Linked DNA regions of Homo sapiens: region 2 is linked to region 1. The links are chromatin loops, found by intact Hi-C in ENCODE. Cell type or tissue: endothelial cell of umbilical vein. All regions are shown on one strand. Links, peaks and the distances in the headings refer to the core of each region. The heading gives the core; the rest is flanking DNA.

Region 1 (15,721 bases), core at 3,113-11,112:
CCTGCTTGCCTATCACCTATCCAGGTGTAGTAAATATTTTTCAGAGTCAAATGACTGTTATAGAATGCTATATAAACACAAGGTATAATGAGACAGTAAAGCATAGTAGTTACAAGGGTAAGCCATAGAGCCAGGCGGCTTGGGTTCGAAACCTGGCCCTTTTTGGGCCCCAGTTTCTTCATCTGTAAAATGAGGATAGTCATAGTGCCCTCCTCATAGGGTGGCAGTGAGTACCAAATTAGTCTGTACATGTAAAAGTTCTTGAAACACTGCCTGCTCAGTAAATATTAGTTACCTCTTTGTTGTTGATTATTGAGATCTTATATTATTTTATATGTACTTAGCATCTTTATAGACATAATGATTGGTCAAGGGCTCCCTGAAATCTGTGGAGATCTAGAAGCTCAGCTGGCTTCAGGAAACCAACGAGGGGTTATTGGGGTTAATTTAGCAAGATGATATCTAATAGTATGATTCGAAACCTCTAAATTCCTTCATCTGCCTTTCTTTTCAACAGTCTCTGAAGAGGATGCCTTGAGGAAAAGTATAACAATAGGAAGTTAATAATCTTCTCCATTCTCCATAAGTAAAGATGCCTCATCCTAGTAATTCCTGAATTATAGGATAGTGTTAGAGGCGTGGCAAGGAAAGGGGAGTATTTAGTTTTATACTTTAAAAAAAAAGAGTAAGCAAGTTCTTCCTGAATTTGGGGAGCCAAATTTTCTGTCTGAACCACTGAGTTTCTCAGAGAGTTACAGGAAACCTTGAACAGAAAGATACTTATATCATATTCTGTCCAACATTCGCAATCTGGAATCCTCAGGGCTTATCTGAGGATAGCTAGATTTTTCTCCAAAACTAAGAATTTACTCACTGAAGTACCATTTTTAAAACATTCTTGGTGATAATCTTTTAAAAATACATTAACAGCTTTCACTGCCTTTTTTAAAACTGAACAAAATGTAAGCAGCATTTGTGTTTCCTGCACTGTCCTCAACACCTGTTGAGATCGACAAAGCCTGCTAGCCCCAACACCAAACAGCCAGGGACTCTCACAGTTGGGGCATTTTTATGTCTCTCTTCACTGCTTGCCAGCAGGAATTCACCTTGACTGACAAAGTGTTCTCCCTGTAACCAACTCCTTCAAATATGCAGCTTCAGGAACCCAATAACCAAGTTTACCAAAACAATAGAACTGGAGAAAATATGGAGAATTCTTTATTTTATGTAACCTTAGCATCCTAGATATGCAGCAAGGAGGAGTATTGCTGTATAGTGCAAGTTAGGAGCTAAGAAGCTCAGTTGGTATACCTGGCACTGATCCTCGGCATCAGAAAGTGACAGAGAACAGTGGGGACTGTGGCAGTCCCGCGAACCTAGGTTATATCTGAAGGGGGCAGCTGTTACTTATCTTCAGTTGCTTGTTGCCAGATTGATTAGTTTCTCAAAAAAAGCTAAATATGCAGGATTTTGTGTAAACATTCCCAATTTGTATGCATTGGTTCAATTTTTTAAAATTAATGAAAGCCCAGCCTTGATTTAACAGATCTACTGATGTCACTATTTTGCAAGGCCGCTCACTCCATGTTTTTGAAAGTTTCAGTTATACAAAAAATTTTATTTGTGTGGAATCAAAATCTAATTCTTGGCTACTTTCAAGCATTGTCCTAAGTCTGCACTTGAGAGCTACAGCACGAATCAAATCCTTCCTCCATAAGAGCACTCTCAAAATCAGAACATGATGAGTGTGTTAGTGAACCTTGACTGTTCATTTCTAAATCAGACATACTCTTATTCTAACCATTCCTCAAATATCCTAGGATTCTCCTTTGGTTGACTTTCAAACTGGAGACATGCCCTTAAAATATGACACCAGAACTCTCCAAAATGCCCTAGGTGTGGCTTAACCATTGCAAAGGACATTGACTCTCTTTTTCTGGTTAAAGTCTAACATTCTATCACCCTGTTTAGTAAACCGATCACTACCTCATAGTGAGTGCATCACAAACTGCCTTGGTTCTAAAACTGGTTCCTCCACTTTTTAGCTGTGAGACCTTAGGCAATCTACTTAATTGTTCTATGCCTTGGTTTTTTTACTTGTAGAACAGGGATAATAATTGTACCAACCTCATGGAGTTGGCATACAAATTAAGTGGTTCGATATATATAAAGTGCTTCTATATATATTAAAGTGCTTAGAACAGTGTTGGGCACATAGTAAGTGGGGTGAAAGTGTTAATAATGAACATTGTTGTAACTATATTATTTTCACTATAACCTGTAAGTATGCCACTAGTGTGCTCACTCTGGTCATTAATAAAATTGCCATGCCGAGGCAATGGCTGACCCCTGCCTGCACCCCTGTCTCTAGACTCGCACTGATTCAATAACCAATGCAAAGCTGTCTGATCATCTTAGTGCTAACCCTGTATTGCCCATCTTGTCCTTGAGGGTATCTTTCATGTACCAGGCACTGTGTTAGGCATGGAGGTCATGAATACAAATAAAACCTGGTCTTTACCCTCAACAGGGTCCCAATATAACAGACAAATGGTGAAACAGAGGGATACTCACTAGGAAACAGGTATGCACAGAAGGGCCAGCTTTAGTTCCATCGTCTCTGATTGAATTTCTCTAAATACCCTAAAATGAAATGAAACCAGAGAATCACTTTTTTTTTTTTTTTTTTTTCAGAGTCTTGCTCTGTCACCCAGGCTGGAGTGCAGTAGTGCAGTCTCAGCTCACTGCAACCTCCGTCTCCTGGGTTCAAGAGATTCTCCCACCACAGCCTCTAGAGTAGCTAGGACTACAGGCGAGCACCACCACGCCTGGCTAATTTTTTTATATCTTTAGTGGAGACGGGGTTTCACCATGTTGGCCAGGCTGGTCTCAAACTCCTGACCTCAAGTGATTGGCCTGCCTCAGCCTCCCAAAGTGCTGGGATTACAGGTGTGAGTCACTGTCCCCAGCCGAGAAACACATTTTGAACATATTTATAAGGGGTCATTACTTATGAAAAACCTCATCTTTCTTGCCTTCATGGTCTGTGATGGCTCTTGGCTTTCACCTCCCATTTTTTCAAGGCGTATTTGTTGTTTTTGCTAATTTGGTGATATTTTATTTGCAAGCAAAATTACTTATTCAAACGTCATTCACATTCTAGTCGCTGCTTCCCAGGAGTCTTTAAAATCCATTGGGGGTCTTGGATCTTATTACTTGACCATGAGTATAGCAACCATAAAATTATAGTCAACTTTAAAAAGTGTTTCCAGAATCAATTCAGATGTCCGTGGACACCCATTCCTGAGGGTCTCCCAGCTGGCAGGGAGGGCTGCAATCTCAGTAGCAGACCAACCTCTGCTGTGCATATCTCCTCAGACCCAAGGACTCTCTTTTCTTTTCAATGTTGTTAACAAAGTCTCTTTGATTTTTATTGGTCACAAAGGTTGTATTTGCCTTCCCAGTGATCTCATTTTTGTCTAGTGGTGCCACAGTAAATAAGAATAGGCATCAAAAAGAGGAAATGGTTCAACCCAAAAGTCTGCATTTGACCTAAATAAAAATTTTCTAGGGTCCTATTTTACACCTCTTCTACCATTTTTGATTGCTTGATATTTCAAATTAGCAACCAAAACTTCCCCTCCTGTTACTTCAGATAACCCAGAAATTGATTATATAAAGTTGCTTAATGTGGTCAGCCTCTTCATAAACAGGTAGGTTGCTGAAAGATTATCTCGTCAGCATCTGATAATCTCTGGATCCTGAGCTGTTGAAGAAGGCTCAGAAATGCACTAAAGTAGGTGCTGGGAATAAGGCCAGATCTTGTTCTGCCATTAAATTTCCAAACTTGTCACCCTCTAAAGTCCTTACTGCTTTTGTCACCCAAAGACCACATAATTTGAAAGCGTATCAATCTCTATTTACAAAGGGACATTGTGTTTCCTCATTCTTAATTAATTAGAGACATATTGTCAATCAGAGGTTTTGAGCTACATTGACAGAGGTAATGTTACCTAACCTAAACATAGTTCCATAAGAAACACAAAACTTAGGTAGACAGTAGAGTCTTATTAATGAATCCTACTCAAAATGTTCATAGATCTGTGTTGGTATCTTTAGGGAATCCTGGTTGTGAACCACTGCATGAAATGTTCAGGTTCACAATCTTGCAAAACCTTTTTGAGTTGCAGGAATATCTGTTGCCTCACAAGTGAAACAAGTCCATTTTCTTGAGCACTGAGGTGTTCCCCAGCCTGGCTTTTCTGCCTAGAAAATGCCATTTTCGTAAAGAGCTGTCATGCTTCGTGTCCTTTGGCTTATGATTTAGCTGTTCAAAGAAAGTGCAGGCTGCTCTCACTTGCTCAGTGCTGGTGATATGTGTTTTTGTTTATTAAATCTTTAAAATACTGGGCTTGTTTTTTATGACCTCCATATATTCTTTTGTTCTTCTCTGTGACTTGTTAGATCACAGTTTTTTTCTTCCTTTGTGAAAATATTAGCACCTTTCTGAAGAACATCATGGTCTCCAGAATGGCTGTATAATAAAATGGAAGAATGTGTTGAGCTTAATGTTAGATCTGTCAAGGCCGTGACTCAGGGGTGCTTCACTGATGGGAAGGTTTGTGGCTTCTCAGACATGGTCCACAGAATCACAAATCTTTCTGTTCTTGCCAGACTTGTTTTGACAAATCTGAGATCATTTGACACTAATCATAGAGCTCTTTGTAAAATAAAGGTACCAATGGTTTATGTTCCAATTACAGACAAGTGTTTGTGATTAAAAGTTACTAAGAAACCCTCGGTTAAATGGAAGCAAGTTCTTCTGCAGGTGTGAGCTTCGTCTTGTATGCATTTGAGCCTGGGGACCCACACACCTGTGCACAGGTAGCCTAATTCTACTGACCCCAAAGGAATCTCTTCTTTGGGGATGCTGAGGAAGAAGAGAACATCTGCAGCTGATAAATCTCAGTGGGCCTGGTGCTCCAAGGCTTCTAATTATACCCAGTTCCTACATCTTCTAGAACAAGATCAAGTGATGAGCTGCCATCTCATGGTTCTGTACCTGCACAGAGGGGAATCCCAAAGTTTTAAATAATCTTGAATACAACTTGGCTACCCCACTAATGTGGATCCCCAAATAAACCAGGCCGTGACATCCAATTGAACTTGTCCCTGTGCATACAGTATCTCGCAGCCCATCCTGTATTGTTAGTTTTGGCAAGTACACTACAGCATATAATAAATCATGGAAGGCAAAAGCTTTTTGGCCTAGCATGGTTCAGCCTGCTGTAATGTTAGAATACAGAAAGCAGTTCTGTTTTTAGACATGCTTTTACTAACCCAACATTCATAATTTATTATTTCACTGTAAAATTCCTGCAACACTACACCAAAAGTAGTGCTGCCCTTTAATTAAGTGCCCTCGGTAGGAAAAACGTGAAACTGATGTGCAAAACATCTCTCTGTGTGCAGTGATTGATAGTGATTACATCTTTATGAACCCAGCCTAAAGGTCTCAACTTCCTGATGGGTGAAGTAGTCCATAGGGCCACTTCCTGAGTCTGCCTGGCGGGGATCAGTCACTGCTAACAAAATTGCAGATAATTCAGAGGGCACAACTTAGAAATGCTGAGGTTTTATTAAGCCCGTAGCGATCTATACTTTGTCACAAGCCTATATGACCTTATTCCTCATTTCCGTAAGCACCAATGACCAAACTTTATGCTGTGTCCACACTTAAAGAAGTTGTAATGCAGAGAGTAAAGGGACCCAGTGTGTCATATGGATGACAGGAGGTACTTCCAGCCCAATGGGTGCATAAGTAGAACAGTATAGCCAGAAGAGGACCATAAGTTGTTGCATTTTTTTAAATTCTGTTTTCAAACATTCTTTTATTTTTCTTAGTTGCTATTAGGCAAGTTTAATTTTTTAAATAGTACCATTAAATGTTAGACTTAAATCCCAAGGCTGGCATTCCCCAGCTCATTCCTGTTTGCACTGTGAATCTGTCCTCCATCAGCTAGGTAGTCACATCAGCCCAAGCTCATAACACCTTACTGAAAGGTAAGATTCAGAGTTTCCATATCTGAAATACTTCAGGTTTCTGGAAAGAAAGGGAACACATCCATCCGAGAAGGTAGTATGTGTGTTATGTGAACTCTTTGGTATAAGTTTGGCTATTTTCAGTCACAATGGTAGCAACCAAAACAAAAATTTTGTGCAGTCCTGTCATTTAATCATCTTATCAGTGCCCCAAGGTGACTTTTTTCAAGAGCTCTGTTGATACCATGTGTGTGTGTTATTTTCTGGTGTTTTTACAGATTTGGGCCAGGCTTAGTCATCTATTGGTATGGATTTATCCAGGAGCTGGACTGCAACCGGGAAAGGGGCATCCTGCTCAAAGCCTGTTTCCCCACGAACATTGTCACCTTATGCCACAGCATAGCTTGACCCTGAAGATCCTGGAAGAGAAGCTGGGAGGAAAAGGTGAATCCGGAAGCAATTTTACTTTCCTGCACTGTAAGATCCTGGCAACATCTGCCCTGAACTTCAGCTGAACTCTTGCTGCCCGTAGTCACACCACTACCTCTTTAGACAAACATATCAAGAGTTTCTGTTTTCCTTCATCCCTTGCTGATGTGAACAGCCAAGAACTACAGACACAACCCACTCATTATCAGCATTTCTGTCTCTGTCAAACAATTAGTTTATAGATAGTCATAATCTTTCTTTCTTCCGGATGGTTTATCCTTGTATGCTGAACAAAAGAAAAAATGTGAAGACTGAAAGGTGTGATTTTTCAATTCTCCTCCCAGTTACCGAATCACCCTCTTATTTTTTTTTCCCTAAGCCTCCGTTCACTGTCTCTCCCTCTCCCTTTCTCTTCATGTGCACTCACAGAGACCCAGCATTGCATTACCATCGTGGAATAATCTAGCGCAAACCTAGGAAAGCTGAAGCCACAAAGTCCAAAGCCACCTTTGTACTCACCTGCAGAGCTCCAGAAGACCTTGATGGCAGCCTGCCTATGCTGTGTGTTTGCTATATTCAATCTTTACGGCTTCCTGACTTCTGTGACAGTAAGCCAAGTGCAAAAATACACTTGATGAGAATTTCCTCTTTTAATAATGTTATTTGAACACCACATATTTTAGATTTATCTTATTTGAAAGTATTAGTTCCATTGTGCCTGGAAACCACACTCCTTTAGATTGGGGGCCGAGAGGCGACAACCCAACATTGAGGAGAGTTTATTTTTAAACATGGCTAGTTGTCAGTATGTACGTGAGCTAGTATTTTTATGAGTCGAGTTTTTTAAAGGCACATTCTGTATACTGCTTAGTATATGCATTTTATACCATGTAATTATAAAACACTCGAGTAAGTTCAGCATTAGAAATGTTTAGCTTTGTATGAACTGAGTGTGCCAGAAATAAACCTGGAGCAATTTTTAAATAAGCAAAATAAAGGAGATTTTTCTATTTGTTCACTTTAATTTATTCACTTTTGTGTACTTTTATGTACTGCAAATCAGATTTCAGTCTAAAGCGAAACATCAGTAAGTTAATAATAAACCTATCTTTTGGGAAGTTGAATATTAATCTGTACCCAAAACGTATTTAGTAAAATATTTGCCCCCGCCACCCTGCCATGCTGACATAACAACTTTTATAATGTTGAATAGATGATATGGGAAATACTAATAACAACAATGTAATTTTTGCAGACAGCTTTAACTTATATACATTGCTTGATTTTTTTCAAAAGACTAAATATGTCATTTATACTTTGTTTATTTTCTACCAAAGAAGGTTTGTAAAAATATGCCTGCTGCTTTTCCTTTTGAAGGACACAAACCTGGTCCCAACATGTGTGGATTTTAACTCTGAGTGGGGTGCATTAAATCAAAAGAGAGAGGCAGAAGATGAAATGCTAAAGAAGGGTCAGGCAAACTTCTGTTTCAGTATAAAATTCATCATGCAGGCTTCTGAGTGAAATAGAATGATTTGAAACCACTACTGTATTGCCTGGATACACACACACACACACACACACACTTTATACAAAAATGTTAAAAGCAGGTTTCCTGGCATGTTCTAAACTGTTTTTTCTTTAGGAATAAATTACATTTATCTGCACAGATGTTGAAAATCCTGTTAAACCCTTGTCAAGGATTTGTTTATTTTACATTAAACAAATTTATTATGATGAACGTGAACAAATAAATTAAAAAATAAAAAAGGTACTTGCGTTTTGTATTTATTCTTTTACCTGCTGCCCTGACATAATGTGTTGTGAGAAGGTATTGGTGTTCCTAGCAAAGGCACTACCTCCTCTTTATGAATGAGGCTTTAAAATCTGGCCCTTAAAAGTGAGAAAGAACCCAACAGTAAACTGTACACACTACAATAAGGTTACAAATTAGTCAAAAGTAAGTTTTTCACACATAAAAACTAATGTGATAATTATACTACTTTTGAATTGGAGCTGTATGGGAGAGAAGAGAGTAATGTTCCCAACTGGAAGCTTAAAGTCTCCTTGGTTTGTTTCTTTTTCTGTTAAAAATACTTGTCTGTGTTCCATCTCTATGCATTGTCTGCTTGCTGGTTTTTTTAGTTTAGACAATATAAACATCAGCCCCAGAAAGTAGACACGGAATGACAACTTATTTTTATTGCTGTCATCATTAGAACATTAACATTAAAGCCAAATCTTGTTTTATGGTGCATTCTGCACACTATGCTAATGAATTATGCAAAGCCAGAAAGCAGGAGCGTGTGTAAAACGTAAAACTGAATGACGTTCTCCCTGGCATATGCAGACTTGCCAAGCATCTGCCCTCACAAACACATAGGCGACCATTTGAAGTCTGGAAACAGATCAACTCAAAGCAAAGCTGATCCGGTACTGATCTGTAAGGCGACTGCATAGACTCCTTCCCACCTCACATCTGTACCCCCTCAAAAAAGAAACAAACCATAAACAGTTGCATATCCTCTTTTTTTCTTTTGCCTTCTAGTGAAGCATACGTCAGCTCTTTACAACACTCCTAAAATCTAAAATAAAAGGGAAGTCTCAGGGGTCTAAAGTAGAACGCTGGACCTCCAGGGGAAATAATTTTCTTGTAACTGTAGGTGTGTGTACCTGTTCATTATCTGCAAGGCTTGATTCCCCCTGGAAAAGATGATAAATTGTTGGTCTTGAGGGGGTGCATTAACTCACTCAGGCCGCCAGGGGACTGCTTAGAGCCCTGATGAGGTAATCTACCTAAATGGTCCCTGGTGGGCCACACTAATTAATGCTGAAGTGAACAGTTAATTCACTTGCTTCTCACTGGGGAGCTACACCCATTGCTTTCTTTTCTCTTTGGAACCAAGATGCCTTAGATGTCTCCTCTTTTTAACTGTTCCCATCTAGAGACCTGGTATCTCAATTGCAATAAATCCTTACTGCTTCCATATGCTTTCTCACTTCACTTTTCACTTTTTCCATGTCATCTTCCCCTGCGTTGGCCTTTGCCAGTTTCCCTCCACATGGACATGTACCCTGCATTTTCTCATTACTCTTGGGCTCTTTTTCTCTCTAAAAGATCAGGATCCCAGGACCAAAATATGTCCTGATGCATACACCTGGTTGGGGAGTGGGGAGCAATTGGCCTAACCTCTTTGGGGAGAAACACAACTTAAGCACCCTCCACATGCCCAAATACTCAAGTGCATATGTGGCACCAGAAGGATCGTAAAACTTTTAACTAAGATAATAAGATTTTACAGGGTTAAATATGGCTTGAAGTTCATGCCTTCAGTAAATGATTTGGCAAAAGGAGCAAAAAGAGAAAAAAAAAGTAAGGTTATATAGCTACTTTCAGCCTGAGTGGTGGTGTTCAGCTGATTAAAATAGCAAAATGTCTGTATGATTTAGCGAATCACTCCTAGCTCATTCATCTTGGGGGTAGCTTGCCATTTTCATGTGATCTGATGGGAGCAAGTTGTCTCAAAGTATAACTATTTTGTGACAAGATGAGAGGAGAAAATCTCAATAGGCACATTCTTGATTAGGGTTAAGGAACAAAGCAAGCTTAACTTGAGAGGAAACTAAAAGGCAAACAATAGAAGTTTGCCTGCAATGTCACCATTTATGGGAAGCGTCTATCTGAACCTGTCTGTGTAAAGTCACTCGTGGGTTATGGAAGGGTCATGTGTTTGGATCATTTAATCTTGTTACTCTAAACTAACCTTCCTACATTTAGTAAACATGATCTGAACCTGTTTTATTAAGAACATGCTTGGATTCCAAAGATTAAATAAGGAAGATGGAATTATGAATTAAATAATAACCTGAACAACTTGGGTTCGCCTTCTGTTTTTCACTTTCCTGCTATTGTTTTGAATATGGCTGTGAGACAAAGAGCTGCTTAGGTCAAGCGCTATAAATTACAGTTTTCATACAATAGTAATCCACTAAAATGATTTCAAAGCCTGATCAAAGTACTTCAAAAAGACTTTTAAAACATTTCCACAGTACAGGGGAAGGGAAATGCTCATTTGGTGCCTTAATTTGTTTCACTTAGTATAGCAAAGTTCGATCTGGGTGTCATACTCACTTTATATAAAATCCAACTCATTGTTTAAATAAATCCAACTTGTTCTTGTTGTTTAATGTATAGGTAAAGGAGATTTAAGTTTTCATCTCCTTAACAAGAACAGCTGAATATTTGGAGTCACTTGTAAGGAAAAGATAATATAGGAACATTTTAAAATAAGCATACCTTGATAGTATTTAATTGTGATACTCGAGGTATTCGTTAAAACTGTCTAACTCCCTGCAATTAGGATAAAGTGGTGAGGATCTCAGTGGATTTATTTGGCATCTTAATAATAATCATGGCAACAGATATATTTATTTTTTCATCCCTTTTCCCTCATCACTTGGATTTATCCTAAGCTGTCTCATTTTATAGGCAAGGATAATGGGAAGTACACTAGTGATAGCAAAGCTAAGCAAATTCTAGGCTCAACCATATATAAAGATACTGTGGGCTGCAGCAACAATGTCAGGCTCAACTAAAGACTCATGGTATTATGTCAGGGTAATTTTTACTTTTTAAAAGGAAGGTCATATTGAAATGCTGACATGAAATATAACCAAGTCAATTAAGTAATAACAATTGAAGTTCAGAGTTTAATTGAGGGCTGAACATGAATCCAATGACCATTAACCTAAAGTGGTCATTAATTCCCCTGGAAACTGCCTTGGTTAAAGGTATTTCTACAATAACTAGCACTTTTTTTTTCAAAAAAAAAAAAAAAAAACCCTTGTCATTTTAACATTAAACACTAATTCAGAAATAACATTCAGGAATAACAATTCAGTGGATCTATAGTAAACCTTCTGTATTTTACATTTTTAATTGAATTTCTTCTATAGGACAAATCAAAATTTAGATAAAAAGATAAAACCACCTCTGCAGGAAACCATAGTTTTGTTAAGTAAACAAAGTTATAAGCACCCTTTATTTGATTGCTTTTGTTTTATCTCAGTTGTGATTTCTGTACTTGTTTAATGCAAGATTTCCGACTAGACTGTAAGCTCCATGAAAGTAGAAACTACACTAACTTTGTTCACTTTAGTCCCTAATGCCTAACAGAATTCTGGTGCAGACAGAGCAGGTATTCAATAAATGTTAAATGAGTAAATGAATGACACGGTTTTATTAAATATGTTATCACTCGCATTAGCAAATAATTAGAACCTTTATCTTTCTCATTTTCTTCATCTGAAAAATGAGTGTATTTACCAAAAATCAGAGAAAATCATCATGTGTTGATGTTAAAGAATTAATTAATTTAGAAACTCCCCAAAATGTGAAATAAATCAAATTCATCAACAAGAGTGTTTTAGGATGCACACTTAGTTTTAAGGGGGGAATTTACATAACTTTTTGTTGCATTTGCCTTAAAGTTAATCTTAATACATTATTGTTTATGCACTGTTGCTAAATGAGAATATTAAAAATCTTTATTTCTCTTTTAAAAGAAATGGCTTATCTTTATATTTCCATTAAAAAAAAAAAACTTTCTCCTCAAATCACGGCAGGGTCCCAAATCAACTGTGTTTCACAAGCAGATTTTGGAATATTCAATGGAGTTATTAGATTAACTGCAAATGATACTTTTAATTGCTCCCTTTTATAATGCTGAGTTGATGGCAAAGTGCTTCCTGGCCATAGAAGTGTTGGCTGGCTCAAGAGAGAAGGGTTATTTGGTCATTTGCCAATAGGATCTGACCTTTGGAGAGATACTGCCCATGAACCGCTCAGTGGGTGTTTCCTTGTTACTCATTAATTCAGAGTATATTATTATTTGAAAGCCAAACGCATTTGGCATATTTCCTCATAATTTGGAAACTTGTAGCACAAAAGGAACTGGAACTTCCACATTTCTTCTTTTTCTGCCAGTTTCCCAGGACTTAATTTGTTGGGGCTCTTTACTTTGTTATTCCTTCCATGAGCTTCTGGACAGAACAGACCCCCAGTACAGATATCACTAAGACCAGGTCTTTGGTTGCAGGTGATAATTCTGTCTTATATTTCCAGCATTAAAACTATTTAAGACACAGATATTTATTGAGTCCCTAATGTGTATTAGAAGTATGTGAGGTGCTGTGGGGAATTTTTTTAATGCAACAAAAGATCCTCTTCTTGAAGAAAAATAAATCATTACCTCTTCAAAATGAAAACAACACAAAATATTTGGAAATTTTAGAAAAGCAAATCACATGAAGGAAAGAGGGAAATCTATGAGGTTTTTAATAAGATATTTTAACCCTAGACTATGGACAGCAAGTAGCTTTCTATTTGCTTATGGTGGCTGCATTCACTGCTATTAAGCAATTCCAAGGCCAAGTTCAGCTTAGCAGCTAAGGCTTTGATCTAGTTCTTAGAGTAGGCAGTGATCACAGGGATGCCACATATTTTCCATTCCTGCTCTGGGCCATTCATGTTCAGTGCAAGTATAAATAAATTCTAAGCATTTGAAACAGAATTCATACCTGTTCATCGGCCTAAGTAATAAAACAAGCAATAACTTGTTCTGATAGTTCTATAACATCAAGCAAAGTGTCTGTCCATGGCTAAGGTCTGTCTAGTAATACAGATAAGCTAAATATGTCATTGAAATCATAGAAATATGATTTTAAGCCTCAAGATAAACACTAGATGGGCGCAGATAATTATTATTTTCAGTAAATGTCTACAAGTTCAATTATATTATTAATGAAAAACGTTAGGCCTGTATATTTTGGCCCTGCACAAAGACCTTGAAATTCGCAGATTATATTAGTAAATTTTACACATTTCTAGCTTTGGAGATTTTTTTTCTTTTTTTTTTTTTTCTTTTTTTTGCGGGGTTGGGGTGGTTTTTTTTTTTCTCCCACTCAAACCAGGCTAGGAATTCAAGGTGAGTTAAACACTCTGCCTCCTTTATCTTTCATGGCCTTTATATCATCTGGGTATCAATTTTCTGCTTAGTACAGTGCATTTTTATAAGGTAGTGATTGTATATAATAGTGGTTTGAAAATATGTTCCCAAAAAGAAGTGTAAAATATTTTCAAGGACAGAGAAGATTGTATGCTTTACATGGTAAGACAATTTTGTTAATATATTTACCATTAAGCTATAAATACTTTTGCCAGAACCTTTTAATTGTATCAGTTCATTAATTCTGGCAGCTAAAATAATGACAATCATTGCACATGGAAAATTAGGTAAAAATCTAAAAGTATTATATTTTGTACTAATTTGAATAGAAGAATCCATCTTGGTTTCAGAGTTACAATTTTTAAAAAATAAAATTTTCAATAAATGAAAAAATAGCAGTGCAACCTAACAGAGGATAATAGAAAAGCAGAACAATGAAAGATGGCAAAGTGGCCATGAGCACATTGCATAATGATGTAAAACTCAGTCTTTTGGTAAATTACTTTCGTCTTTCTTACTTCCCCATTATCCTTGAAAATATTTCCCAATGACAAATGAGTTAAAAATGGCAAAATGGGTGCATAGAATGAGCCAAGAAACTCATGTGAAAATCGAATTACATTTTCAGTTTATTTCTTGACAATTCCCTGAAAGATACTAATTGCATCTTTGAGCCATTAGCGAAGGTGAGTTTGACTCACAGACTCAATTTTATCAAAAAATTGGGAGATTTTATTTAATAGGGAGTCAGCAAGGCATTTTTTTTTGTTTAAAAAAAACTCATCTTCCTACAGAAACAGTTTTTAGTTTTTAATGAACTTAAAAACAGAAAAGCTACCATTTCAAAATAAAAACAAGATCCCCAATCATATAGATGTTTACAGTGATAATATTTATCTAAGCAACATACATACATGTTCAGTTGTAAGATGTTAACTAAATTTCTGTGACAAGCTTTTAAGAAAAACACTAAGAACATTATAAAGTTAATGCAGAGTCCTAAGTATAATCTAGTAGTCACTAAGTTTTTCTTAAGTCTTCACTTTAGATGCTATTATTTCTAGCACAAGTAAGCAGGCAGTCTTTCATGTGCTCCAACATTGGAATCTTTGGTTGCTACCCTACCAGCTGGTTTGCAAACAACAAGCCAACAACTTTAAGAACGTTTTACGTGAACAACTTGCAAACCCAAGAGATGGAAAAACCCTAAGAATGCACAATTGTGAGCATTTATAACCATCAAAACTGGCTGAAGACGGTTCACGACATTCTTCCGAGATGAGATCTCAAAGCAGTATAGTTCAAAACAAAAGGTTTTAACAGAAAATTGGCATATGCATAATTTCTCCACCAATTTGTGTGTGTCAACCATTTAGTAAACTTTTTCACTTGAAAAAAAATGCACTAGAAACCCGGCCACCATGTTTCACTGTCTCAGTTAATATTCACAATTACAGTAGCCACAGCTCAGGATACAGCATCACCAATGCTACCCAGAGTCAGTTTATACTAAAATTAAGTTCTTTACACCAAGTAAATGGCTGTCCATGACCACTGGCTAATGTACACATGAACTAAAATTTCTAGATTTGGGGAGAAACAAATGCTGCTCTGATCATCTGCTCTGCTGCTTCTGTTCCTCAATTCATGCTTAGAAACCTTTCATGTTACCCTTGGTTTTGTCAGGTTGCTTACCTGTTGGGGTTTGGGCCTGCTGCCCCTCCCACTAGAAGAGGCTGCCTGCTGTGCTGCTTTCTGCTTTAACTTTGTCCAATCAAATGTGTAGTCATATTGATGGATCAGGGTCCTGAAAAGAATGCAGAATAGCTGCGTCAGATACATGTAATCTGGGGCTTTCTCTAAGTGTAGCCCACGACAAGGGTTTAAGTATATGGCAAATTCTGCAGCAAACCCCTTACAAAAAACAGGAGTAGACATCTTCTTTTCACTAATCTTTTCATATTTTTGTTTCTCTGCTGCAGCCTTTAGCCCTTGCCATGGCAGGCTGGTTGGCTGGTTCTATTAAAATACATCAAAACATATTCTAACGATTCCATGTCATCCCGGCGACTCTGCTCAATACTAAGATGTGCATGGCTAGCATACAGGGCAGTGCCAGTGAGGTTTTTATCTTCTCTGTATGGTATGTGTTGCCTTGTCCTGTTGTCTCCGTACGTTTTGGCCAAACCAAAATCAATACGGAATAACTTACTACAGTGACGCCCAATACCCATTAGGAAGTT
Region 2 (15,721 bases), core at 3,869-11,868, 76 kb before region 1:
GGTATTGATAGTTAACCTCACATCAGTTTCTACCATGAGTTATGTGGGTTTAGAAAGTTGTACCAAAATGTACGAACCTAGGGCTTTTAACAATCACACTTGAAAGAAACCTTGGGAGTTGCATTTGTCAAGCAGCTAGGAAAACCATTCATGCATACCCCACATCCAAAGCTCCATCGGCAGCCCAAACATAAAGAACTGAAAGGTCATTCTTCTTCCTGCAATGTGATGGCTTGTTGACGTATTTTGACACAACGGTACAATGCTGAAAGGGTCTGACCTTCCTGCAACACCGAGGGACTCAGGTTTGGTCAGGATACCTGACACTCATTGCATTTCTCTCCTTGCCTTCCTTCTCCTTCACAGATAAACACACTCCTCAAACACAAAGTGCTGCCCTCAGTACAGAAATATTAAATCATTTAAATAGATATAAATGATTGCTTTTTACATTTCTCTTGCCTCTTTTTTTTTTTTTTTTCCAGTTACCATCAAGCTGAAACCCTTACTTGGAACTATTAATGCTTTTAATTAAAAAATAAAATTAGTTTTTCAAAATGACAAATGTGAATGGAGATTGTTAATAGCTGGAAAGAGAAAAACTAAACAAATGAGGAGGTCTGTGTGCTATCTTATGTTTTATAGTCTATCTTTTTGATAGAAACCAATTTATTGGAATTCAGAAGTTTGAGGATTACTTCTGAAGTGCAAGATTAATGTACATAAAGGTAAATTGTAGATAAATTGAAGTAATTATCTCCTGTGTACATAATGTGTTAAAAGGTTGAAGAGTTAGTTGGAGGCAAGAGAACTATCAAGAGGATTTTCTGCCATTTATAAATTGATGTTCTATGTTAGATTTATCTACTGTGAAGTGGGGCTTTGACTGGTTATCCATATTATTTTTTAATTTAGTATATCATGGTGGCATGGAGAGGGGAAGAAAAATGTGTACTATTAATGAATTTCTATAAATATAAAAGTAATAACCTAAGTGCTTTAAAAAAAAATACTCTTTTTAATGAGAAGCAGCTATTCAGGAAGATTTTCATGCTGTCTCCACAGCTAATAAATATAAAATAATTGCAATAATATTCTCCGAGCATTTAGATTGCACTTTGCAAAGTGTGGAAAGTTTACATATTTGTCATAATATTGGAAAAAGGAGTATTCAAGTATTTCAGTGGTTTTGTTTCCAAATGTGATAACTGTCTACTAAATGAAATTAAGATACTTTTGTCCAAGGTAAATATTTTAATGGCATACCCAAAATTAGGACTGAAATTTTGAAGTATTTGTTTTAGCTCTTCACCTGTTTTACTCATATCACTGCACTTTTCAGTAACCCCTAGACATCATACATCTTTGTTTGAATCATTTCTCTTCCTATTTTCTCCACCATTTCAAATGGTGTCATGTCACTGGGAGCTAATGCCCACTATCAGCTGAGCACATTCAGCTTCTGTCTACATTACCACTCGGCTTCAGTTCCAATTTCCTGGTATTCCTCATTCAGATCAGACCTCTTAGATGGTGTGCTATGAGAACTGACAGCCCCCCATCCTGCTCTGCTTGCCCAGGGCCTAGTCACACACACTCCACTGTGCCAAGCGTGGCCACCCCCACACACCTTTCTGTTCAGGATTTTGTATAACTTTTAATTGACATTTATGTCTGACATTGTAGATGTACTTCTCATTGTAGAACATTTATCTACATAGGAATAGTTGAAAACTGCTTTTCACTTAACTATTACATGGATTAATGTTACTTAACAATGACAGGTTTCCCTGCTGAAACTCAAGTGGGCAGATAGTTTCTTGTTTCTAACCATTCTCCATCTAACATTGCAACCCACCACTCAGCACTATTCTCACTAATTGCTTGAGTATACAGCAAATCCATTTGAAATGATAGAGAGAGGGTTAAGTCCTGAGTACAGTATAAACTGTAGTAGAGCCCAGTATAAGGCATTTTTTTTTCTATATATGAAACAATCTTTTAACAGGGTTTATCAGCGACTTAATTTCTATACATATCTTTCCTCTAAATTCACCCCAGCTACACAAGTATAAATTTACCCAATTGTTTCTAATATAATGGCATTCTATATATATCTTTCCCTCTGAAAGCACAGAACAAAGTTCTGTTGTTTTGCCAGGTTCCTGGCCTTCTTTTATAAATTCTTAGTAAAATTTCTTTCATTGTGGTGAGAAAAAAATATATTCTATCAATTATTTTAAAAAGCAATAATTCATTATAGTTGATCATAAATGTCAGGAAGCAAAGACCCAGCTGAAGCATTTTTGTCACTAATCATGCTGTTTTTCTTCTAATTAGTTAATTTACATTTTGCAAATTAAGGGTAAAATTCAGACAGAAGACAACATCATAGCTTTAACTGACCCATATTTGTATCTGCCAAATTTAAGTTAATTAGAAATGTAGACGCTGTTTATCTGTCAGAAAAGCTCATCTTTTTTCTTAAAAAAAAAAAAAAAAGAAAAAAGTAGACACACTTTTTCCCCCTCAGCATTTATCATCTAAATAATAGTCTTGCCAAGATGGCAGCCTCATAATAAACTCTTTTCAGTGGAGTGATGGGTAATGAAGCTTGCTTGTGAAGGCAGCGAAAAATGTTGTCTGGCCAAATGCATGAATATGATGGCTAGAGAATCAGTGGACTTTCTCAGTCATCAATCTTTTTAGTAGCCTCTTATACATCTGAATATTTTGATAGATGATCTAATAATTGAGTTATCTATCTTTCTAAATATCAGAGTTGCATAAAAATTATTCTCACATGCTACTGAATATTAAATATATTAGGCATCCAGTAAATTTTTCATAAAAGGGCCAAAAGGTGAAACATTGTTGTTATTCTATAAATATCTTTTAATATATTGAGTGTTGAGCCCTCTGACATATCCAGCTCTTAACTCTCTCTGTGAGAAGTAGGTATATATTTTAAAAAGAGAACATACCTATTATAAGTAGGACACGTAATACTTTGGCCGGTAAAAAGTAGACCCTGGTACATGTGTAGATACAACTCAGTATTGTAAAATGGAATACACTTGTTGGTCTAACACCAGCCACACATTTAATATGACACAAATTTTCCATACAAGAAGCACAGATTATATGCATGCTAAGAATTACTGTATGGCTTTGGTGTCTCCATGATTTTGAGAGGAAGATGATCCTACCAAAAGGAAAAACAAAGCTCCCAAGTATTCTTATGATACACAGGTAGTTCTTTCCCCTCATATGGCTTTGTATGTGGAGGGAGGAATTGTTTTTGTTTTTTTGTTTTTTGTCATGCATCACTCTATTAAAAGCTTATCAACAAGTATGCTTCACTGGAATTGAAAAAGTGACAAGGAAAATTGGCAGGAAACAGATGACTTAGAAGTGGGCTTCTCCCACCCCCCTACCATTCACAGTTCTTCAAGGTGACCTTACAGTGATGACTTCCCAGTAACCAACATTAAAATAGTTCTGCCCTGGAAGAGCAGACATTTGTTTGTGGGTCTGACGGGTTACCAATCCTCTGCATCTTGAAAGGCACTCAAATGAGCAGGGCCTTGTAAATTGGATTTCTATTAGCCAGCCCTGATGATAGCTCTTCATCAGAGGAATGGGAGGAAGTGCTATCGATAGCTCCACCTCTAAATATCTTTGCTTGTTTTTCTTCCTTTTTTTTTTTTTTTTTAAATGCCACGCTTATTTTTGGTCTCTCTCATCCAAAATGGTAATGAATGCTAAAATTACCAGAAATAATTGCCTTTGAGGTTTTAAATAAGCCTTAAAATGTGAAAAAAATTTTTTTTTCTTCTTACGACGAAGTGTTGCTCTGTCACCAGACTGGAGTGCAGTGGCACAATCTCGGCTCACTGCAACCTGCACCTCCCAGGTACAAGCAATTCCCCTGCCTCAGCCTCCCGAGTAGCTGGGACTATAGACGCGTGCCACCACGTTCAGCTAATTTTTTCTATTTTAGTAGAGACGGGGTTTCACCATGTTAGCCAGGATGATCTCAGTCTCCTGACCTCAGGTGATCCTCCTGCCTCAGCCTCCCAAAGTGCTCAGATAACAGGCGTGAGCCACCACGCCTAGCCAAACAATTATTTTTTAATGGTTTTCAACTGGAAAAGCATTTGGAATGAAAATCAGCAACACAATGGCCAGAAACAAAAATGGCAAAAATGTCTTAAACCTTGTTTTCTATTTAATTCCTAACAATGATTTCATCTTACGGTTGTGCTATTTATAAAATTTGAGATGATAGACTTTTTTCTCTTTATTTTTCTGGATTGAAAATAATAATTCAGGACAGTACCAATTGTGGAAATATCTCTGTGGGTTACACTGAGGAACTAGTACTTTCTAGTAGGTGGATCTTTTCTTGGTTTCGAGACTCTCCATAATTTGGTTGGAAAAAAATGATATTTTATTGTAAGAGCTATCACTGAGAATTTTAAATTCTTAGATATCTATTTAAAATTATACATTTAAAACCATTTGAAATGTCCATATTGGGGAGGTTTTAGGGGAGGGAATAGTCTTTTCTTAATCAAAGTAGCAAACATCTGTGTTCTTTCTAGCCTGTCTTTTGATTAGCATGGCCTCATCCATCACTGGTCTTTGATATGAACACCAAGAAGTCGTGTCCTTTTGTTTTAAATGATAAATATGCCTTTGTCATGAATACTCATAGGCAACCCAGGATTTACATCTGAATTGTCAAAGTGTAACTGCCCAGCTCCTGTGATGAGTGACATTATTAGTGAAATAAAGAAGTTTTTAATTTGTCATGGATAGGCCTTAATGAGACTATGTGGGTTGTGGTGCTAGAAAAAGTTGTCCTTCCCCCACTATTTTTCTAAGATTTGTCATTTATCAACAAGAGGCAATCTGCCGCAGGAGGTTCTCTGTGAACATTTTTACTTTAGTGCCATTAGTCTGTCTCTAGGTTTCATTATTTAGGCTAGATGACTGGTAGTACTTATCAAAACTAATGCTATCTGAAGTACCCAGGCTCCTGTTGGTCAAACAACCAGCATCATGATTTGTTCTGTCAAGTTATTATTATCAAAGACAGTGTTTTTTTAAACTTTAGCTTTATTTCAAGGTCTATGTCAATTATATTTTCTAAATACATTTCTTTGACATCTTTGTTCCCACTAACCCACATCTACTCACATGTATTTATGTATGTGCTATTTATATAAATACATTGACCTATTCATATCTACCTATACAATTTCATGTTAATCATCAAAACCCTCAGGGTGTCCAATTTAACTGTTGTATTTGACTCTTCAACTAAGAAATTAGGACCATTAAAATTAAAAATATTGTGAAGTCTTGATCTTCACTTGTCTGCAATTTAATAGATTACAGCTTTCATATATTTGCTTTATTTGTTCCTACACTATTAATAGACAAATAGTTTGATAATTTTAAAGTGTCTTGTGATAAATGTTTCATGTTGGTAATAAGTGGTTTATTCTAATTTTATGTATACAGAGTATCCTGTGAAGATTTGGTATTTTAACAAGTAACTTTTAACAGAAATTGCATTACCTTCTACATGATTTGTCTTTATAATTTCAATACAACTGTTTTAAAAGTAGGCAGAGTAAGAGTGTTCAATCTCTTTTTCAACTGAATTGACCGGTGAATTAACCAAAACAACCTTTAATTTAGCATGTTGGGAATTTACATGAAAGTTAAGCTATATATTTTAGTTTGATTTAGCATCTCTCCATAAAAATCATTAAAATGGTTCAATCAGTATAAAAGCCTCACTTAAATTATATTGTATTTCAGGTCATATCCCTCACCCCACAAATGTATTAATCTTTGATTTTCAGTTTTGATTGTTTCAAAACTAAACTTTAGCACTCATTTTTTGAACAATATTTCTTGAGTGCCAAAAATATATATTTTAAGGCAAAAAAATACATGATTAACCCTTATTATCAGGCTTGCTCATCGAATTCTTTTTTCTAATTTTTAGTATTTCCTAAATCACCTGTTTCATAGAAAATGAAGTCTTGTTCATATTTGTTTCCCAAAAGAAAACAAACGCCTGGCAACTCTAAAGCCCAACCCCTTACATTAATGGAGATTTTTGTACTGTAATGTAAGTGTCTGAGTTTTTGAGACCCTAAGGCTTTCACCCAACTTAAAGACAATGATGCCAGTGAGCTTCTGTCCAGAGTTAATCAGCTGCAGAATTTGTAAACTGCACATGTGTCAAAGTTGAAAATGTTAGCACTCTAATAGAAGCTTGAAAAGGTTAGATCTGATAAAAGCCATCAGCAGTTAAAGAAAGTGATTTATGGGAATGTAATGACACAAAATGCCTCATTTATCACTCATATATAGATAGGTTAAGCTTCCTGTGTCATACTTTTAAAAACTTGACCACTTCGAATTGTCAAAATAGGTACTTAATTGCCCTTCATCCTTTTCATTTTGAATTTATTTCATTTGAAATTGGTAATTTCATCTACGATTACTTTACTGTCATTCACTTCATATGGTTCCATTTAAAGTCATTCATATTTAAGATTTTCAAAAACTGCATCACCGATCTTTTTGAAGTTTTATTAGCTAAAGCTGTTGCAAAGAAAGATTAAGCCAGTCTTATATATGCTAATTTACACTTTTATGTAACACAAATACCATGGAGATATGTTCAAGTTTCATTTTCTCTTTCCTAACACTTGTAATTTTCATCAGCATTTTCTAATCCTCTGAATATTCTATATATCTCTCTTAAAAAGTGCACCACAAGATGTTAAAAGACAGAGCCATCAATTGGTTTACCATCCTAATAACTCAACTTAATATTTAAGCTCCACACAAATTAAATTTAATGAAAACCTGCCTGTCTGGCTAAATGATCCCTAAAAATGGGGGCAAAAGCCAAAGTTAAGAGACATGCCAAATTGTATTTCTTTCCCAGGATTATTAAAAAACAATTCTCAATTATTTCTTATACATTCTAAGGAAGATATTTATAAACTTGGGATTTCTAAACATTTATTGGCTTATTTGATGTCATTTAGTTTATGCATAAATATCTTAATGCTATTAAATAAAAACTATTTTACAAACTTCGTTACGTCACAGTAGTATTGTAAAACACAAAATTTTATGAATGATTATCACAGTTTTAGACTCCTTAATGTGACAGGTAGACTTGCTGAAGGGCTTCATGGAGATCTTTCAGAACATGAAGTAGGCAGAAATGTCCCAGGACTTCCTTTGCCCCTCTATAGCCAAAAAATAAATTTGAGAAGTTTGGCAGGTTTCACTTTGTCAGCCCAATGCTGCACTTTCTTCAACAGTGACGTTCCAAATTCAATTGAAAAAGAAGTCAGAACAGTTTCTTCAACAAGACAAAGGCACAAAAAAAATTTACAGGGAAAGGGAGGAACTGTACTAGGAAAAAAACTTAAGAGACATCCTAACCAAATGCAGTTGATCCTGTTTGTTGCACCTTGATTCCATCAGACTACAAAAAAAAAATCACATTTTTTAGATAGTCATTGAAAGTTGAATATGAATTATTGTGAATTCTTAACACCTAGAAATTATTAATTTTCTTAGGCATGACAATGCCATTGTGGCATTATGTATGAAATTGTGTCAAAAAATGTCCTTTCTTTGAAAAAGAGATACATACAAAAATATGTAAGGGTAGATTGAGTTGGTGTCTGAGATTTCCTCTAAATATTTCAATAAAATAAATATATAAGTTCATAGGGAAAGAAAGATTTAAAGAGGGATATAGAATCTGGAAGATGGATATCTGAGGTGAGGGATCTCTCTGCTTTGTATACATTGAAATTGTTTGCAAAAAATAAAAAAAGTCAGGGGAATTATCTAAAAGTACCATTTTAAATATAAAATTATAACATCCTATATTTTCTAGTATTTTCTTATCACCAGTATAAGTTTTTAAGTCATAAGATATAACCTAAACCTTTTTTAATCTCCAAAGTTTATTCAAAAAATCATCTAATTGGCCACTACCAAATCCATTTACAATATTTTAACCCAGTAGCAAACCCAGTATTTTTTAAATAAAGAAAATGGGTAAGAAATTCTGAACATTTATTCAAAATATGACAGAAACTTATTAGCATACTTCTTTGTGCTCTGAAAAGTGTTTAATTCCTAAATAGTAGCACAAATCATTTTTTTGTTTAAAATGATTGTTGATGTATAACTTCAGCCTTATGTTTCTGGCAAATGAATTAGAGAGTTTATAAATCTTATATTTTAAGCTTTGTTTTTTATCACTGTTTACAAAAGCATTTTCTTGAGTTACAGATATAATTTCCCAACTTAAGGACTATTAAACTAAATGTATTTCTAGATGCATCTTTGTTCAGACATTTTATATACATATATACATTTAAATTAAAATCTTGATTTTTTTGTATGATTTTTAAAACCTGCATTTACTTGGCACTTTAAGCACATATGCAGTATTTTCATCTTTAAGCAACAACAAGAAAACCTGAAAATCTGAGACTCTCAGAATATACATTGATTTGGAGAAAATGTGTTCTTAATATGAATTTATCATTTACTCAACTTATATTAAAGGTTAGTTAGCCAAATGTATTGTATTTTTTTTTCCTTTTTGTGAATCGTGTACATACATTAAGACAATACAAGAAGAACCATTTCAGCTTAACCTTCCAGAGATTAATCATTTAGTTTGAAGGAGTTCTGTTGTTATTTTTTAAATCTGTGATTAGAAAAAATCATGTGTTTATATAATCATGGGCATCAAAATTGTCTCAATCTATGAATCTTAGCAGTTTGCTCTTGTAACAACTATGAGGAAATGTATTAGAATGCCTTAATTACAGAGCAAGAAAAAGAGAAGGCACAGTCTTTTCGCATATGATCTTTCAATTGTTCAGCAAAGGATAAAGAAGGCATTCAAGCGTGGTTTCAAGAACTGTCAGCAATAAGAAAATGCAAGGTACTTTGTAGGGCCTTCAAGACCTTTCTGGAAAATAGATTTAATTAAAAAGTAAAATAGACTTTTCAAAGAAATCTTAAAAATGTTATAAAACTTCATGTTAATATATTAATAGGGGTATTGTCTTCTTATCCTAGATGAGAAAAAGTCATCCATGAAGCTATTATATTTGATTCATACAACAGTGGAGCTTATAAATATTTTTCTTTAGGTTTGATTTAAGAGTGAGAATTATAATGCATTGAAGTATATAACAGTGTTAAAAGGCCTACTCTTTTTGATTCACAGATGGTGATTCAATCTCACCCGTAAAGTAGGAACATCTATAGTAGTCTTCCCCCTCCTAAAAGGAGTCCTTTTACCCAAATTAAAGTTTAAAATGATCAGAAATATCAGTGCATATGCTGTTTGTTTTAATTAACATGTTCATGTACACTTTGTTCATCCTTAGAACAATACTAATACTATGTAGTCGGGTATAAGAATTCCAGAGGTACTTTATTCCTTCCCTAGTTACTTTAACTTTTATAATTTTTTTTTTTAAAAAAAGCTCATTTATTTTCCACTGAGTTCAGTCCTAAAGCTTAATTAACAGTATATCTCCAAGCTGAATTACAGCAGAGAAGGTTAACCTGACTCTGTGCTAAGTAGCTGTTTATAAATAACCCAAGTTTGTTCTTCTAGAGCTTCAGAGCTTACATCGTCACCTCAGCCTGCCTAGCCTGTCTCAGGGTTTGGAGAGCCAGTCTGCTCTCATCCAAGCACACACACATCAGTATTTACTGGCTATTACCAGACACCAAATATATTCATGTTTAAATTGTCTTTGTTTTAGGACACTTCATTCAAAAACAAATCAATCTCAGAAGGTTGTGTTTTTAAGTAATTACTCTTTCATTGAGAATCTGTTTCTGGGCCAGTGTTGCTATTTTTCCAACTAGTCAATGATCAATGTATTCACTGTTCAATGTAAATAAATAAATAAGGATTAATTTGGCAGTGTACTTAAAGGCCTTATTAAAATCTCCTGTGTCTAGACTTCCATTTAAAATGACACTAGTGAACACTAGATACATAGTACAGGGACTTGTTTCCAGTTTAGCTCACACAGGGATGTAGCCACTAAAAATGTCTGCTCTATATTTCCATTAACTTGAGTTTCTCAGTTTAAATTATTATTCTGCAAAAGATACTGCAAACTACTTTGTTCCTAAATAGTCATTCAGTGGATTGAATAATACTTGAAGATTTGTTGCATTTTGACTGTAGGAAAAATAATGCCTCTGTGTGATAATGAGTATATGATTTGCATGTGTGTTGTATAATTTACAATATACATATGCATTCATCATGTTATTCTTTCAATATGATGAATTACGTCAGTTTATTGCATATGTCTGCATGTACCTCATCTCTTAATTAAAGCATTAATCACTAAAATTACCAGAAATACATAGTTTTAGTGTAAAATTTAATGTTGATCTTTGCATAGTAATACACATATTATTTCTAATTGGTAGACTATACTAAGACATTTTAAGTAAGGATTTCCCTATTATCATTCTATCATATCAGTTATTTTAAATATGCTTATCTTAATATATACTTACACTTTTTAACCATTTTAAATCATTTTTATTTGAGATTAATTTCCTAAATCACTAAAATTACCAAAGACATACATATGTGCATATATATGCATATTATGTGATCAACTTTAAAATTTAAAAACTGTATATAGTCTTATTGCACTTTTAAAATTTAAAGTTGATCTTTGCATTATTCATACACATTATTTCTAATTGGTAGACTGTAAGATAAGTGAAGATTCTATATTATGCTTTTATCATATCAAATTTATATATGTGATCTTAATATATACTTGCTACACACTTTAATAATTGTGTTGTTTAATAATTTTTTTCCACTTGGGATTAATTATATTTGAGTTTAATTTCCCAGCACTTAATATTAATTCATTTGCAAGTAATAAACATTTGCTAATCATGCAGTTCAATCCTTTAAAAGTCCACAGCTGCAGAACAGAATTAAAAATTGTAATGCTTAGAGGGAACTATTTGGGAAAAAAGTTACTATCTGGTCATAGGATTTAGTTGCTAAGAGTTTGGTGTTAAGAAGGAGGCACATGTAGCATCCTCCCCATTAGTTCATTTAACTTTTCTAAGAAAACAATTTTATTTGGTTACTCCTAAACAGTTTCTATAACTGTCCCCATTATCTACCTTCTTAGCCCAAGACCTTGCTCCAAGGCTTCTCTGAGAAGGTAGAGAACTCCCACATAGAACTGCTTTAAATCACCCCCATTTCTCTCTCTGTTTTTGCTTATTCTCTCCACTTGTCTCAAATGAAGGTGGCTTCTTATTACACTTCTTCCTTTCCTCAGTTTTCCCTCTTCCCTAGAATTGCATGGTTTGCCCTGTGCTTTGAAAATCTCCCTTGATTTACACTCTACAGCTACTGACTTACTCTCCTCTTCCCATTGTTGTCCAGTACCTTGATATTCTTTCATGCTGGTGGCCTCTACTCCCCAACCCACTTAATGGAAGAACTTGACATTCTCCCATGTTTGTTTCAAAGCCACATAGGCATGTGTCTACGAGATGCTGCTTTGATAATGAGTTGGTTATACTCCTGCATCCTACTCAATTGCATAAACATTCTCTAATTCCTAATGGAAAGGCTGAAGAACCTTAAGCCTACTCACTTGGACCTGCTGTTGATGAGTGCCTGGGATGCTGAGTTATTTCAGGGCTCTGCTGTTAATGTTCTAGCAGTATTACCCATCCAGATCTCTTTAAAATCTTGGTAAATAATGGCTGTCCATTGCCTGCAGAGGAAAGTCAGGCCTCTTGTCTTGAAGTACGTTTAAGGTCTTCCACAGTCTGACCTCCTCCTTTCCAGCCATATCCCAAGATGTTACTCCATACACTTCCCTACTTCTAGCCAAACAAATATGCCTCACACCCTTTTTAATCATTTAAAAATGCTTCACACTGGCCGGGCACAGTGGCTCATGTCTGTAATCCCAGCACTTTGGGAGGCTGAGGCGAGCGGATCACCTGAGGTCAGGAGTTCAAGACCAGCCTGGCCAACGTGGTGAAACCCCATCTCTACTAAAAAATACAAAAATTAGCCAGGCGTGGTGGCACACGCCTGTAATCCCAGCTACTTGGGAGGCTGAGGCAGAAGAATTGCTTGAACCCAGGAGGCAGAGGTTGCAGTGAGCTGAGATTGCACCACTGCACTCCAGCCTAGGCAACAGAGTGAGACCCGGTCTCAAAAAAAAAAAAAACAAAAATTGCTTCACACTGCCCTTTTGCATGCCTTTGCTCCTGCAGGTTCCAATACCTGGGTCGTTCCTATTTTTGCCTTTTATATCTGACCTCCCCTTCTGCTAAATTATTCAAATGAAGTGATTCATCTAGAATCTAGACTATAGGTAACAAATATTGCATTTGAGGCTAAAGTTATGTTAGGAGCATTTGGAAAATATTAACTAATCTGCATGTTGCCAGAGTGTGCCACCGTAATGTGACATGATAAAGAACTAGACCAGGAGGTTTCATTTGTGTGTGCCATTGCTGTGACAGGGACTACATGGAGTACTACCTCAAGAATTATGAGGCTTTTGTGGACAGCTGACTTCTGCTAGCTCCCTTTTCTCTGTCTCTCATATCCTGTCTCACTAATAGTCTGGGTCAATTAGTTACTGTCTAGCTAGTTACTGTCCAGTTAATGACTCTTCATCCTTATTAAGCAGTTATGGGATCAGATCACTGTACCGGCTGCTTATGAGTCAGAGGACAATCACTTAATCAGTTGGTTGTATCCCAAGAATGTAAAGTAATTTAACCCAAATAAGAATACTCATATACAGGGAAATGCCTGGAGCTGCTTTTTGTTTAGAAAAGACATCTGGGTGTGGGAGGTACATAGGGTGTCCTAGATTGTCACATAAACTCATACTTATTAATAAAGATAATATTGTTCAAGACTATATTTATGACCAAAATCACCAGGTCAGAACTCACCTTTACTTGACCTGTCCACAACATTTGACAAAGCTTACCGATGACTCCTTGAAACTTGACTTTATTTGGTTTATAGAGTACCACACCTTTTGGTTTTCTCCCAATCTTCGTAACCATTCCTTCTCAATCTCCATTCATGCTTCCTTCTCTTCTAACTGTTCTCTTTATGTTGGAGTGTCCCAGAGCTCAACATTTCATCCTCTTCTCTATTTTTTTGGCTTGGCGATTTCATCTAGTTTTATACCATCTGCGTGCTAATACTTCCGAAAGCTATGGGTCTATACTGAACCTCTCCCTGAACTTCAGGACCCATATATCCAGTTGCCCATTCAACACCTCTGCTTGAATATATGGCAGATATCTCAAATTCAGCGTAGCCATATCTGAATTCCAGATGTCCTTAAATGTTTTTCCCATCTCAGTTTTGACAATTCTGTCTTTCCATTTGCTTAGATGAACTACCTTGGAATCATTCTTGTTTCTCTGCCTCATATGCCACTTCTTGCAGTGGTTCCCTATGACCCAGAGTAAGAGCCAAAATCAGCCTTCATGGCCCTAGATCGTTCTGCCCCAGTTATTGTTCTGACCTCATCTCCTACCACACACTCCCCGCTTACCCACTCTGCAACAGCCATTCTGGCCTCTTTGCTCTTCCTCAAACTTGTCAAGTACGTTGCTGCCCCAGGCCTTTTGTGCTGACTCCCTGTTACATGAAGCACTGTCCTGAGGTACATACGTAGCTCACTGTCCAAAGTCAGACACATCACCACCTTCTCAGACCTAATCTGACCCCCCCAACAGCCTACAGCTTTCTTTTTTGTTCCATGTTTCTCCATAATCCTTACCTCCTAAAATGATCTATAATATCCCTCTGTTTTGTTTGCCCCACTAGGATAAAAGTTTCACAAGGACAGGGATTTTTGTCTGTTTTGTTTACCCCTGTATCACTAGGATTAAAGTAATAAGAGCCTATTATGTGCCAGGCACTGAATGGTTTATTTTGAATAGGCATAATGTATTTTTAAAATGTAAATATCATGTACCAATGTTAATAGCACAAACTGCTAATGTTACAACATTTGATGTTCCCAAAGTTTCTGAGACTTGGAAGGAATGTTACAAATCTAATATATATGCCATGGAAAATAAACAATCATCAGTCTTTGAGTTTTGCGGTTTGAAGAAAACAAGGCTGGGTGCAGTGGCTCATGCCTATAATCCCAACACTTTGGGAGGCCAAGGTGGGAAGCTGAATTGCAGCCAGGGATTTGAGACTAGCTGGGCAACATAGCAAGACCCTGTTTCAACAACAACAAAAAACAAAAACAAATTTAAAAAGCCAGACATAGTGGCATGTGCCTGTAGTTCCAGCTAGTTGGGAGACTGAGGTGGAAAGATCCCTTAAGCCCAGGAGTTTGAGCATACAGTGAACAGTGATGGTAACCCTGTACTGAAGCCTAGGCAATAGAGTGAAAGCCTGTCTCTAAATGCAAAACAAAACAAAACAAAACAAAACAAAACAAAAAACAAAGAAAAGACAGGCTGTCTCCTCTCTCCCTCGCTTTGGTTTTACTGGGAAGCCCACTGCAATTTCTGAGAGAAATAATACCAACTTAAAGAAAAATTATTGGTATTGTTTTATATGTTATCAGTATGTTTGGAGATCGTGTTACAATATACTTATAAAGCCATTTATAGGAAATGCACACTGTGACACGTATTTTAACCATTACTGGCAAGTATCAAACTTCAAAATTAATTATGCAAATATTCCAAATGTTAGCAAGTTTAAAGTAAAGCATGAGATGATGTCTTGGATCCAACTGAAAATAAGTATGTATTCTCCTATTACCATTTTGATTACTGAAAATTATACAAAAACCATGTTATTGAATTTAAAAGATCCACAGTGTTGGCCATCTCTGCACATATCACATCCAAAAAATTTGAAAAATTAGTATTCTGAATGAAATATACAAAGTTTTATTCTTTTTTTAAACTCTGATTGAATATGTATCTAAAATGTCATATTTACTACAGGAATCCACATTGCTTAGCAAAAACAACAAATTTATTTTGTACTGGAAAAGGGCTTGCCCGAAAGTTTCACTGAATATGGTTTGTTGAAAATGCTCTCCAAACAAAAGTTGGGGGGTTGAATAATTTTGGAAAATGTTGCCTACTACATTAGAATATTAACGGCTCTGAGAAATTCTGTGTCAAGGAAACATGTTTTCATTGTTTAAGCCTACATTTCTTAAACTTATTTGATGAAGGACCTCTTTTTTGCATCTAATACCTGTGTCCCCTTTGGAATGCCCTCTTGGACTCTCTTGTGTGGACGATAATCACATCAGTGGTGGGATATGAGTGAGGTAGATGTGGGGGGTGGGGAGTACCACTTTTAAGCTACGTAAGAGGAGATAGTAAATATACTTAGGCATCCTAACTAACCATACCTGTCATAACTGAAAAGCCCAAATGACATCACCTTAGATCCGAGATTATGCAGGGACCAGACAGATAACAGAAAGGAGTGGAAACTGTGGTGATACCGAGAGATGGTAGCACTTCTACGTGAAACAGCCCTGCTCAGCTCATCTCATGTGGCTATGGAGATATAATGGGCCCACTATGGTCAAATCTCGTAATT

What was found. A loop is a pair of places that touch in the nucleus more often than their neighbours do. Peaks named below come from ENCODE experiments on the same cell type or tissue, not always from the same donor. Only the 100,000 strongest peaks of a DNase experiment are listed, where the experiment ranks them.
Region 2: it touches region 1 in a loop (2.1-fold over the local background); 4 of 110 quality-filtered maps call a loop at or near these places.

What each region holds. Positions count from the first base shown.
Region 1 is chr15:36,802,004-36,817,724 of GRCh38, forward strand. CDIN1 (CDAN1 interacting nuclease 1) reads left to right here. Exons shown (of 11, transcript NM_001321759.2): 11 at 6,321-8,241. The coding sequence ends at 6,450. It also overlaps the pseudogene CSNK1A1P1. Among named protein-coding and RNA genes, the nearest start is that of MIR8063, 160 kb to the right of the region's middle. In endothelial cell of umbilical vein, for the core only: no CTCF peak of the experiment used is centred there; DNase peaks (open chromatin) are centred at 6,548 and 10,298; H3K27ac peaks cover 775 bases.
Region 2 is chr15:36,724,853-36,740,573 of GRCh38, forward strand. All of the region lies in intron 10 of CDIN1 (CDAN1 interacting nuclease 1), which reads left to right. Among named protein-coding and RNA genes, the nearest start is that of CDIN1, 150 kb to the left of the region's middle. In endothelial cell of umbilical vein, for the core only: no CTCF peak of the experiment used is centred there; no DNase peak of the experiment used is centred there.